Linked DNA regions of Mus musculus: region 1 is linked to region 2. A link is a contact called in ENCODE Hi-C or POLR2A ChIA-PET data. All regions are on one chromosome and are shown on one strand. Each heading gives the region's core, a stretch centred on a gene start or an enhancer-like site at or near the end of the contact. The rest is flanking DNA. Distances are from core to core; before and after follow the strand shown. Region 1 holds the start of Arfrp1 (ADP-ribosylation factor related protein 1). Region 2 holds the start of Ppdpf (pancreatic progenitor cell differentiation and proliferation factor).

The links. Hi-C counts contacts between places; a loop is a spot of excess contacts on that map. ChIA-PET counts read pairs that join two places held with the same protein, here RNA polymerase II (POLR2A).
Region 1: a map of CH12.LX shows a loop between it and region 2 (2.3-fold over the local background). The contact joins the promoter of Arfrp1 here to the promoter of Ppdpf in region 2. A Hi-C loop is called at or near these places in 1 of 37 maps with a recorded cell type or tissue (CH12.LX). POLR2A ChIA-PET finds 5 or more read pairs at or near these places in 3 of 5 experiments (Patski and embryonic stem cell).

The regions. Positions count from the first base shown.
Region 1 is chr2:181,362,778-181,369,226 of GRCm38, forward strand. Arfrp1 (ADP-ribosylation factor related protein 1) reads right to left here and starts at 2,627. Exons shown (of 8, transcript NM_029702.4): 1 at 2,442-2,627; 2 at 1,828-1,934; 3 at 1,534-1,621; 4 at 1,237-1,319. The coding sequence starts at 1,920. It overlaps Zgpat (zinc finger, CCCH-type with G patch domain), which reads left to right and starts at 2,646. Exons shown (of 6, transcript NM_001048148.1): 1 at 2,646-3,475. The coding sequence starts at 2,895.
Region 2 is chr2:181,185,909-181,192,238 of GRCm38, forward strand. It overlaps Ppdpf (pancreatic progenitor cell differentiation and proliferation factor), which reads left to right and starts at 1,339. Exons shown (of 5, transcript NM_001356427.1): 1 at 1,339-1,546; 2 at 1,757-1,828; 3 at 1,901-1,978; 4 at 2,096-2,192; 5 at 2,274-2,596. The coding sequence starts at 1,774. The coding sequence ends at 2,391.

The sequences.
Region 1 (6,449 bases), core at 1,377-3,876, 180 kb after region 2:
CACTGCTAAGTGTTTCACTTGATAGGACATCACTGTAACTAAAGCACCTGGATTAAAGCACTGGACTGCGCCAAGTGACCGTACCAACTACAAAACAAAGGACTGCTGAAGGAAAGTCAAGGCTTGTTCTGTTCAGTGCTGGACTTAGTGCCTAATAGGCTGGGTGGAAGAGACGCCAGTGGAGGAATGTATACAGAGGGAAGTTTCAGGTGTCTAAAACCAATGCCTAAAGAAGAAGGCGCTGGGCTGGTGAGATGGCTCAGTGGGTAAGAGCACCCGACTGCTCTCCCGAAGGTCCGGAGTTCAAATCCCAGCAACCACATGGTGGCTCACAACCATCTGTAACAAGATCTGACTCCCTCTTCTGGAGTGTCTGAAGACAGCTACAGTGTACTTACATATAATAAATAAATAAAAAAAAAAAAAAAAAAAAAAAAAGAAGAAGGCGCTGTCTGCCTCTGAGAACACCCTCCTTGGAAGGGTAAAAGGCCATCTAAAAGAACAAGCTAGAATGAAGCAGACAGACTCAGAGAACACAGGTTTTGGGCCCTCCCTGTCTATGAACTGCCATTTTTATCCACCTGTTAGAGGATAGGCTATAGTCCTCACTGAGTTCCTCAGTAAGCGCTCTGCATAGACTACCCTAATGAACAATGCTTCTTTCTTTGGGATTGAAGAAAAGATTGGGTACTCCCTGGGGGAATTCCCTTGATGTCACTTTCGTGGTGACTCTAGCCCTGGTTTTTACCAGAGTGAGACAGAAAGCAACTTGGGAACCTGGGATAGGATCCAAGAAAAAACCTTTAGACAGAGCCATGTGTATGATAAGCAGGTAAAAGTGGTTGCTACACAAGCCTGATAATCCGAGTTTGATCCTTGGAACCCACATTAAGGTGAGAAAAACAGTCTACAAATTAGCCCCGTCGCCCACACGCATGCTGTGACACGCACCCCTCCCCCAATAAAAATAACTTAAAACCCGGCAGTGGTGGCACACGCCTTTAATCCCAGCACTTGGGAGGCAGAGGCAGGCAGATTTCTGAGTTCAAGGCCAGCCTGGTCTACAGAGTGAGTTCCAGGACAGCCAGGGCTACACAGAGAAACCCTGTCTCGAAAAACCAGAAAAACTTAAAAAAAAAAATTAGAAAATCTTTGGGGTAAATGTGGAACTCTCACAGAAAAGACTATGAGGGGCCATCTAGAGAAAAACAGGATCAAACAGGTAATGTGTCTTACCTTGTCCCACAAAGACTGCAGCTCTTCCTGCCCACCTAAGTCCCAAAACATGAGACGAGCCTTTCCCACGTCCACAGTGCCAACTGGAAAGAGTACAGAAAGAGCTAGCTCCTGACCTTTACACACAAGGTTCCAGCTCTCCCCAGGATGGGACAAACCATTCTGGTACCAATCCTAGGGAACTTGAACACAGAATAGAAAGACAGGGTTTTGACCACTGGTCAGCTGGGTTGTGGACCTTACAGCATCCATCTCTAAGGGACCTCCTAAGATCATATCCCTAAGGTGCCCCCTTACTGTTTAGACCCACGGTAGTGGTGATTTTGGATAGACTCATCCCCTTGTAGTTCTTGTTAAAGCGTGTTTTTGACTGTTCCAGGAAAGTCTGAGGAAAAAAAGAGAGGGGGTTAGATAGCAGCAGCTAGAGTAGTTTTCTGGTGTCCTTCCCACCTATCCCTTCACACCCATGCAGCCATGCACGCCTCTGCCTGTGGCTTGATCTTCAGGAGGCTGGTGACTACTAACCTGTAGCCTTGGGGCGGGGGTTAGATCAGGCAGGGAATGGGAACTGGTGAGAGAGCAGGGACCTACCGTCTTCCCAGCATTGTCCAGGCCCAGGATCAGGATGCAGTATTCATCCTTCTGGAACATGTACTTGTACAATCCCGAAAGCAGCGTGTACATCCTGTTCTGGCACCCTGAGAGATGTCAATGTGTGTACCGGGGGCATCGGCCTCCTGCCCTGCCCGCTTCATCAGCGGTCCGCCTCTCCTGCTAGTTTTCAAATGTGTAGCCTCGCGGATCCTGACTCTTCGCCCCCATCCCGCCTCTTCTGTTAAAATCCCTGACCCTGATTCCCCCGATGCCATCGCTGACCACGTGCTAGACCTGGGCCACTCCCACTTAATGTCATCTTTCATAATGCACCATCAATTCGGAGTCCTGAAAAGCCCGTGGCGGCCTGCTCTGCTCCGCCTTCCTAAGGCTCCTCTTTCCGAACCCTCAACTCAGAACCAGGAAACGCGGCCGGCGACTTAAGTCTAGGAAGCGACCAGAGAGGCAGAGCTCCTGAGGAGGGTCGGCTTCGGCTTCCCGCCGCCGCCGGGCCCACGGAGCCTGGGAACCAGCAGCTGAAGCCACTTCCGTCCCCCTGTTCCAGGACTTTAGAACCCCGGCCCCTCAGTCCAGCTGAGGCCCACCCGTACCTGCTCAGATCTTGGAGGAGGAGCCGCCGCCGCCGCCGCCGCCGCCGCCGCGTTCCTAACCCCACCGACCTCACGCTGACCCCTCACAGTGCCTGACGGAACAAGGAGCGAAGGACGGAGCACGGGCGGAATCGCATCCCAGCGGCCCCCGCGCGCAGGTACTTCCGGCAGCTTCGGCTCTCCGGCGGAAGTGCCCGGCGGAGGGCAGAAGGCTAGCGCGTGAGCTTGGCTGGCGAGGGCGGAAGCCCTTCTAGCCTGCGAGCGCCGGCCGGAGGTGGGGTTGCGGGCCGCAGAGGACGGGGCGGGTGACGTGCAGGTCCCCCTCGGCGGAACCGCGGCCCTCCTCAGGCTCCCTAGCGGTTTTGGGGGCGGCGTTGCCCTGAGTTGTTCTTACTGCTCTTCCTCCTGTTTTTGTCTGCGGTAAAGGTTCCGAATCCTGCCTGCTGGGTCGGGATGGACGAGGACAACCTAGAGACTGCCCTGCAGACCTACCGGGCCCAGCTGCAGCAGGTAGAGCTGGCGCTCGGTGCTGGCCTAGACGCTTCTGAGCAGGCGGACCTGCGTCAGCTGCAGGGCGATCTAAAGGAGCTGATTGAGCTCACCGAGGCCAGCCTGTTGTCGGTCAGAAAGAGCAAGCTGCTGTCTACAGTGGACCAGGAGAGCCCAGCTCAAGAGGATGCTGAGTACCTGGCTTTCCAGAAGGCCATTGCGGAGGAAGTGGAAGCGCCCGGCGCCCCCTGCAATGACTCGGAGACGGCCCCTGGGAGCGAGGTGCAGCCGGGATCCACCTCCTCTGCACTGGAGGAGGAGGAGGAGGACCCAGATCTGGAGGAACTGAGCGGTGCTAAAGTGAATGCCCCCTACTACAGCGCTTGGGGCACGCTGGAGTATCACAACGCTATGGTAGTGGGCGCCGAAGAGGCGGAGGATGGTTCTGCGTGCGTCCGAGTCCTCTACCTATACCCTACCCACAAGTCCCTGAAGCCCTGTCCGTTCTTCCTGGAGGGAAAGTGCCGGTTCAAGGAGAACTGCAGGTAAAACCCTCTGCTGCTAGCAATGAAGGGCACGCAGTCGGGACCACCGCTGTGGCCTGTCGCCACAACTAGTTTGGCACCCAGCAGAGTTGGTAATAGAGTCCAAACCTTAGGTGACTGACAGGCTTTTACAGAAGTGTTCTCCGTGTGTTTACTTAGATTTTTCTTGCATACATCAAGAAGTTTGAAAGAGCTTATGTTGAAAAGATAGGGCAATCCTTCATCAATATTCTTCTCCAAGGTGTAAAACTTTTTTTTTCCCCTTTGAGATAGCAGTGTAGTAACTCTCGATGTCCTTGAATTCTTGATCCGTCAGCAACTCTACTACATCCTGAACGCCTTCAGTTTCCAAATGCTAGGATTACAGGTGGAGGCCACCACTTCTACTGGGCTACATCTCCAGCTCGGAACCTTTTTTCTTTTTTTCTCTTTTTAAAAATTTATTGACTATGCTGAGGATGGAATTAGGGCCTCCAGCACACCAGGCAACCAACTACTGTACACCTTAGCCCCATCCCAGCTCCTGTAGTTTGCATAGTCTTACAGAAAATTTCAAACACATAATCTCTTGCTGACTTGCCCTACCTTCCCCCCCACCCCCCGTGCTACTTGAAAGCACCTTTCACAAGTTACATCTTTTTCTCTCACCCTCAAATACTTCAGAATGTAGCTGAAATAATAATTACTAAAACTGATTTATGTCTTTTTTTTTTTTTAACTCAGTCATCCAGAATAACCCTCTAGTACTTTGAATTTATTTATTTTAGGCCACTAAAATAAAAAGATTTGTTCTATTATAATGGTAGTAGTGAACTAAAATTAGTTTCACTTGGCAGGATTTTAGGCAGGGCTAGAGCCTTGGAAGTCTGAGGGCAGAATCCAGAACCCATTTCTTTGTCCATTTTTCTTTAAGGTTGTTATTATTATTTTATTTTGATTTTTAAAAAAATATATTTTAAAGATTTATTTATTTTGCTGGGCATTGGTGGCGCACACCTTTGATCCCAGCACTTGGGAGGCAGAGGCAAGCAGATTTCTGAGTTCGAGGACAGCCTGGTCTACAGAGTGAGTTCCAGGACAGCCAGGGCTACACAGAAAAACCCTGTCTGGAAAAACCAAAAAAAAAAAAAAAATTATTTATGTATGTGAGCACACTGTTGCTCTCTTCAGACACATGAGAGGAGGGCATCAGCTCTCATTGCAGATGGTTGTGAGCCACCATGTGGTTGCTGGGAATTGAACTCAATACCTCTGGAAGAGCAGTCAGTGCTCTTAACCACTGAGCCATCCCTCCAGCCCCTTATTTTGACTTATTTATTTTTTACTTTTTTAATGTTTTTCTCTAAAGATCCATCGGTTGCTTTTGTCTCATTTTGTTTTGGTAAGGTGGTTTGATACATGGTCTCTATGTAATCCTGGCTGTCCTGGACTACATACAGCTATGAAAGGCCTTGGCTGGCCTTGAACTCACTACCGAAAGGCTGGGATTAAAAGTTTGCACCATGGCCTGACTATTTTAGGCTTTTTTGAGACAGAGTTTCTCTAGTAGTCCTGGTGGATTTCCTGGAACTTACTATATAGATCTGGCTAGCCTGGAACTCAGAGGCATGCACTACCATTTCTGGCTAAGATATATTTTTAGTTAGTGTGTTTGTGTGTGTGTGTGTGTGTACGTGTGTACGTGTGTACGTGTGTACAGGTGCCAGAAGAGGGTATAGGATCTCCTAGAGCTGGCGTTCCAGGTGGTGGTGGTGACCTGCCGAACATAGATCCTGGAAAACAAACTCAGGACTTCTACAAGAGCAGTATCCTCTCAGCCACTGAGCCATTTCTCTAGCTCTATGTATTTACATTTATCTTTAGATTGCGGTGGGGGTGGGGCATGTGTACAGGTAGGTGCCCAAGAAAGCTAGAAGAAGGTGTTGGATCTCCTAAAGCTGGAATTGCTCACAGAAAACATTAACCACTGAGCTCTCTCTCCAGTCCCCAGAGACCACCCATATTCCCTGTTTTGTGGCATCCTCGAATCACTTTAGGCTCTTCTTTCCATGTTACATCTGTACTCTGCAAGTCTTATTTCTCTACTTTTTCTTTAGGATAAGGTCTCATGCAGCTCAGGCTGGCCATGTATAGCCCTTCCTATATAGCCAAGGATGACTTTGAACTCTTAATCTTCTTGACTTCACTTCCTGCTTATACCTCTCAAGGGCCAGGATTACAAGCAAGTGCACATCTTTTGTTGTATTTCATGGTGGACTTGACATGTCCTTGTTCTGGCTCTTTCCTATGCTAGCAGATAGGTGCATAAGTGATTTGTATGCTCAACGGGTTTATTTTACTTATGGACAGGGTCTCTCTATTATGTAGCCCTGGCTATCCTGGAACTAACTAAAGATCAGTTTGCCTCTGTCTCTGGAGTGCTGGGATTAAGGGAGTGCCACACCTCAATTGGCAATTTCTTTCTTTCTTTCTTACTGTTTTTTGGGGTTGTTTTGTTTGGTTTGAGACTGGTTTCACTGTGTAGCCTTCCTTGGCTGTCCTGGAACTCACTCTGTAATCCAGGTTGGCCTTGAACTCACAGAGATCTGCCAGCCTCTGCCTCCCGAGTGTTGAGATTAAAAGCACACACTACCATCACCCAGCTGGTTATCTTCAATATAATATCTTCCCAGGCAAAGTGGTACATTGCTACAGTTCTAGCATTTGGAAGGAAGGAAGGAAGGAAGGAAGGGAGAGAGAGAGAGGGAGAGAGAGAGAGAGGGAGGGAGGGAGGGAGGGAGGGAGGGAGGGAGGGAGGGAAGAGGAAAAAAAGAAAGAAGGAAAAGAAAATCTGCAAATGCAAAGCCAGTGTAGGCCCTGCCTCGTGTACTTGATGGATTTTTGTTTTGTTTTGTTCTTTTTCAAGACAGGGTTTCTTTGTGTGCAGCCCTGGCTGACCTGGAGCTTGCCTCAACCTAACAGAAATCTCCTTGCC
Region 2 (6,330 bases), core at 89-2,588:
GCATAAGAAGATGCAATAGAACTAGGCATATATCCTTTACTTTCTTTTCAGAGGGAATTTTCACTACAGGAAATAGCTAATAACCACTGGAGATGCCCATGTACTTGACCAGGACAGTTCAGGGTAAGTCATAGAATCTGAAGTACATAACACTATGAAGACAGAAGTCTCACCCTCCTGGTGTCACCAGGACGGTCCTTATCAGTGGCCTTACTCACTTGTACTGCTGTCATGTCAACTGCCCCCACCTCTTTTTCATTACACCTTACCCATCTCCTTTATGATCTCTAAACCAGCACCCCTACTGGACCATTTCTTGTCTGGTTTTCCCGAGCCTGGATCAATGCTTGCACAGAGTAGGTCTCAACAAATCCAAGCAAAGGGTCCCAGCCAAGCAGCCTTGAGACTTCGGCGACACAAGAGCCTCCTCCTGGGATCCTACTAGCCTCAGCCTAGTCGGTTCTCCCTGAGCCTCCAATGAAGTCCAGCATCTTTGGTTATAGGAGAAGCATGCTGCACGAAGCTGGCTCATGATCCTCTCGGTCTGACAGAACACAGGCTGCTGAGGAAGGGAAGGGTGGGCAGGGCATGCTGGCCAGCCCTAACTTGATTCCCCCCAAACATGAGTCTCCGACCAACAATGGAAGCTACTAGAGACTGTCTCTGTTAGAGCTCTCTCTGACCCCAAGGCTTCGTCTGTCTTCCATCACTCCTCTCCAAACAGAACACAGGTTGGGAATGATGAACAACAATGCGAGTCAGGACTTGAAAGACAGACAGCTCCTCAGCTTACCAAGGGCAGGCTATTCCCTACAGGACCGCTTGGGGGCTCCAGGCACCATCCAGTGAGCCCAGAAAACAGAGATTGCGATGGTAGGGAGGTGCGCGGCAACAGCTTGTGCTTACTTATGTTAAACAGATCCACTCAGTCAAGGGTCGGAGTGAGGTACGTGGAAAATAAAGCCTGCGGGGACCAGCGAAAGCAGCGGGCAGCCCCAAGTAAAGGGAACAAGAACACCAAACAGGCTGTACTACATGAGACCACATCCGAGAGGGTGGCACAGACTGAGGGGCACATGAGATTCTTTAACCTCTTCTATCCGGGTTCGAGTCCGAACCAGGCAGGAAAAAAGCAGCAGAGCTGGTTTCGACTGGAGCGAAACCACAGATGTTTGATCAAGGAGGTTAGGGCCAATGTGGAACTTTGCAGAACCTAGCATTGCAGAAGGTAGGGTGGATTCTTGCTCCGCTCGGGGTGGAGTCTAATAGGGAAGGGCGGGACCACTTCGTGCTACTTCTGGTCTATCAGGGGAGCTCAAAAGTCTCATGGGTGGGCCCGCTGTGAAGCGGGAGGGGCTTTGACGCGCGCCCCGCCTCCCAGTGGTGCGTCTTTTGCGGTGCAGGAAAGCTACTAAGTACGCGCGTGCGCATAGCGCGCGTGGGTCCTAAAGTGGTGTTTCGTGGGTTATCTTTGCAAATGGGCTCCGCGGCCTAGCGCCCTGGTGGCCTAAAAACGAAGCCTGCAAGGAAGGGGTTCTCCGCCGAGGTGAGGGCAGTGACGAAGGCAGCCGGCGGTGGGGTGGGGGAGGCGCGTCTTCTTGGGGCCAGGAGCAGACAAAGCCCCTTTGTCTCACCACGCAGCCGGACCGGGCTGGTTGGAGCCGCTTGGAAACCTGGCACTGTCAGGACCCGGGAGACTCGGGGAACCCTCCGGTGTGCGGTGACCAGGGCCCACATTCTGCTCTCGTCTCCGCAGCGCCTCGGTCCTGAAGCATGGCAGCCATCCCTTCCAGCGGCTCGCTCGTGGCTACCCATGACTACTATCGGCGTAAGTAGCCCCTCGCCAGCCCCGCCCAGGGCTGGCCCAGGGCCCTGTGGCTGACCCGCCTCCCCTTCCCAGGACGCCTGGGCTCCTCGTCCAGCAGCAGCTCCGGCGGAAGTGCCGAGTACCCTGGGGACGCCGTGCTCCAGTCCCCGGGTAAGTGCAGAACCAGCCAGCGGAAGGGCAGAGTTCACGTCCTAAGGCGGAGTGGGGTGGGGGATGGGTAGCGTGGAGAAGGACTTGACCCCATCGTGACCCTCCTTTGCTCCTCAGGTCTTCCCAAAGCCGACCCGGGCCACTGGTGGGCCAGCTTCTTTTTCGGGAAATCCACACTCCCGTTCATGACTACAGTGTTGGAGTCTCCTGAGCGGTGAGTCCATCTTCCATGTGGTTGTGGGGGTGGCCCCAATTAAAGCAAATGCCGACCCAGTGACCTATGCTCTCCTTACAGCTCGGCAGAATCCCCCCAGGTCTCCAGAAGCCCGATGACCTGTGGCCTGACTCCTGAAACCATGAAGCAGCAGCCAGTCATCCATTCTGGCCAGACCAACCCCAGGGACCTTTCCTGACCTATCAGAATCTGCAGCCTGCCCAAGCTGAAGTGGTGCTAGGCCAGTGCCTACCCTCTCGACCCTCCCTGTAAACTAGGAAGGCTGAACAAGAGAAACCAGTAGAAGCTGGAGAGAGCCCCCTCTTGGTTCACAGCACTGAACTTTCCTGACCCCATAACTGTGTCTTGGCACAAAGCAGAAAATAAACTCACAGCAGCCACCCTCCCCTGGTATGTTTGAAACATTACTGAATCCAGCCTTGCTTCCTGCTGGATGCTATACTGCTCCCAGGCTTTCCTGACAGCTCCTTGAGACCCTTCCCAGTGATACCCCTGCATCTGGTGAGATACCCTCTCAAGTGGGCCTGGCCCCAGGTAGACAGTCCAGGGGAAGCTGGGCCTCTGGCTGAGTTTGGGAGCTCTCAGTTCCTACACAGGAACCTGGTGGGTGATCTTGGGTCAGGCCCTCCCCACTACTTGCTGCACGGCTGGTTCCCCAAGGTTGGGGATACTAGCTCAGACTGAAAGAGGGTTACAAACACAGGAAGTCTAGCCTCTAGGTCAGAGGGCATAGGAGCTGAGGGGGGTGGCTGAAATGGCAAGGTTAGGGTGGAGTCTTAGGTGTGGCTCAGCAAGCCTTTCTGCTACCTCACCTGGTAAACAGCTGCACTCTCCCCAGGGAACTAAAGCCTGTGCCTCTGACTGCTGAGCCTCCCTCCTGCCTGCCCTCAGGGTATCCGGAAAGCTTGAAGAAGGCTGCCCTTAACTCCCAAACAAGTAGTCCAATGGAGGAGGCTCTTTTCCCCTTTGGTGGACTCAGAACAGGAAATGAGTTTTACTTAGGCCAGATGAAGCTCACAGAGCTGCTCCTTGTCAGCTAGAAGCTAGGGACAGCCAACAGCTCCAGGCGGCAAGGAGAGTGGTTCCATCTTCCCTTCCCCTTTGTGGATTCTCTGAAGTCTTGTCAGATGTACAGCTGCAGCTGGCAAAGCTGAGAAGTGAGTATTTTAGTGACTTGCAGAAGGGTTAGAGAAAAGTTGTAGAGAATAATCAGAAGTATAAAGAATGACGTTAAGATGATAGTAAAGGAAAGATTTTGGGATCTACTCTGATCTTGAGTGATAACCCTCTGAAGAGATAGGCCTAGGGCTGGTTACACTGTAGGTTCTGGAACAAGCCCTGCAATCTCAGCAAAGCCAGGCTGACATGTTTACAAGTGCTGTCAGGCACCTGTGTTTGTTTGTGGTGCCAGGACTTTGTTCTCAGAAAGTGTATTCAGGTCAGGCTGCCACATCCAAGTTGTACCACAAGGTTTTTGCCAGAAGCACCTGTAGGTTTGGGTAGCTCCCTCTTTGAAAAGTCCCTGAGGCTTCTAAAAGTCAGCCCTTCTCATAGTAAGGCATTCTAGGAACCAGGCCAGTTCTTCCCACAAGGCCTTACTACGATGATGTCACCCTTAGTTACTGTAGTAGTTACTCAGTCTACCTGGAGCTGAGGAGAAAGCTCAGGTGGCAAAGGCTTGCCTTGCCAATGAGAAGACCTGAGTTTGAATTTTGGAATCCCCATAAAAGCTAGATGCATTGTTTTCTACCTCAGTGCTGGGGGTACGGGCTCGTTAGGCTAACGATGAGAGACCCTTTCTTTAAAAAATGGCGCACACCTTTAATCCTAGCACTCGGGAGGCAGAGGCAGGTGGATTTCTGAGTTCGAGGCCAGCCTGGTCTACAAAGTGAGTTCCAGAACAGCCAGGGCTACACAGAGAAACCCTGTCTCAAAACAACAACAACAAAATGGCACCCTAGGAACAACCCCTGTTGTTGTCATCAGACTGACATGCAAATGCAGAGTACCTGGTAACACTGTAGGTTCTTAAAAAAGAAAATCAGGGGGATAAAAGATACATATTTCACCTTTCACAGAGTAAGCTGGAGACAGCGAAAAGATTTCCTTTAAAAAGCAAACACTTCAGAACCAGCAAAACTTAAAGTCATTTTTTAAAATTTAGCTCTCGGGCTGGTGAGATGGCTCAGCAGGTAAGAGCACCGGACTGCTCTTCCGAAGGTCCGGAGTTCAAATCCCAGCAACCACATGGTGGCTCACAACCATCCGTAAGGAGATCTGACTCCCTCTTCTGGAGTGTCTGAAGACAGCTACAGTGTACTTACATATAATCAATAAATAAATCTTTAAAAAAAAATTTAGCTCTCGAGCCCTTTATCTTTCTCTCCCCTCACCCTCTCCATGTAGAGTGTCCTGGCCTCAATCCTTGGGGCCCATAAACTTGCCTTCAATACAATCTTTAAAAAAAAAAAATTAAAACATCAGTCCACTGATAATGAATTCTTATCTAGAAATGGCAGTGAGCCCACCAGCTTCATGTATAGAAACACTGAGACAGGTGATTCTAAGATAATGTGGGCACCTGTCGGATGTAAACATCTGGAAGAAGTTTGAGACAGCTGGTAGACACTTTCCATCTACAGGAGTCAAAGTAAACATTTGTGAAAGAAAATTAAGCCTCAGCTAAGGAGCTAACAATTTTCTGTGGCATGGCTTCAAGTATGACAGGAATATAACCAATGACATTCCTAGATATACCAAGTTTTCCGGAAATTTCTACATTAACACCTATAAGTACAACCTGAAGGTTTCATATTTCAATATTTGACAGGGCTTTTTATATAACATATCAAATAAGCCCGGTTTAATAGCTCTTTTTTATGAAAGAAATCCTGAGGCTGCAAGTCCCCTTCCAGAAACTGAAAAGTTGGTTTACAGTTAGAATTGAATCCAGAGTTTGGTTCCAGAATTGTCAAAGACTTGGTTAGGTATGACCCTAGTTACCTAATTAAACAAAGTAACAAGATATTTAAAGGAAATCTAGGTTATGTGGTTATGAGTAAAATTTGTCCTTCAGTAATCAAAGACCAAGTCACATACATCATGGAAGAAGCATGAAGCTGAGTACAAATCCTCGGCTAGTCACCTGAGTCAAACTAAGATTGCAAGATTGCAGAACTTGTAAATAGACACCTTTCATAAGGCGAACTAGTTTTACATTATTACTAAAATTATTTCCTTTCAGGGAATATCTTTTTTTTTAAAAGATTTATTTATTGATTATATGTAAGTACACTGTAGCTGTCTTCAGACACACCAGAAGAGGGAGTCAGATCTTGTTACGGATGGTTGTGAGCCACCATGTGGTTGCTGGGATTTGAACTCCTGACCTTCGGAAGAGCAGTCGGGTGCTCTTACCTGCTGAGCCATCTCACCAGCCCCAGGAAATATCTTAATAGAAGGTCTTAGCCCAAGTTTGTAGAGAGAATCTTTGCACTGTGTAAAAGCATTCACCTGTCAATAAAAAAACCTTTTGGCCAATGAGCTGAGGCAGGAAATAGGTGGGAGTTCCAGCAGAGAGAATAATTCTGGGAAATAGTGAGACTTGAGAGATTTACCCAGAGAGGAAACTAACCAGTAGAAGAACTTGGACTCGAATAAACTGGATTATTGACATAAGAGCTAGTGGGAGAACGAATCAATGTTATTGGCCTAAGCATTTATTAGTAAATAATTAGTCTCAGAGTCTCGTTATTTATTTATTATTTTTTTTTAGATTTATTTATTTATTTATTTATTATATGTAAGTACACTGTAGCTGTCCTCAGACACTCCAGAAGAGAGAGTCAGATCTCTTAGGGATGGTTGTGAGCCACCATGTGGTTGCTGGGATTTGAACTCCTGACCTTCGGAAGAGCAGTCGGGTGCTCTTACCCGCTGAGCCATCTCACCAGCCCCCCAGAGTCTCATTATTTCTGGGAACAAAGTGGTCAGGAAGAAAAGCCCACAGTTACACAAGTTGGTCTTGAATCTTTTGTGGTGAAAATGCCCTTGAACTTTTGATTCTCCTCTTTCTACCTCCTAAATAATAGGAACTTGGGTATGCATCACCAAACCT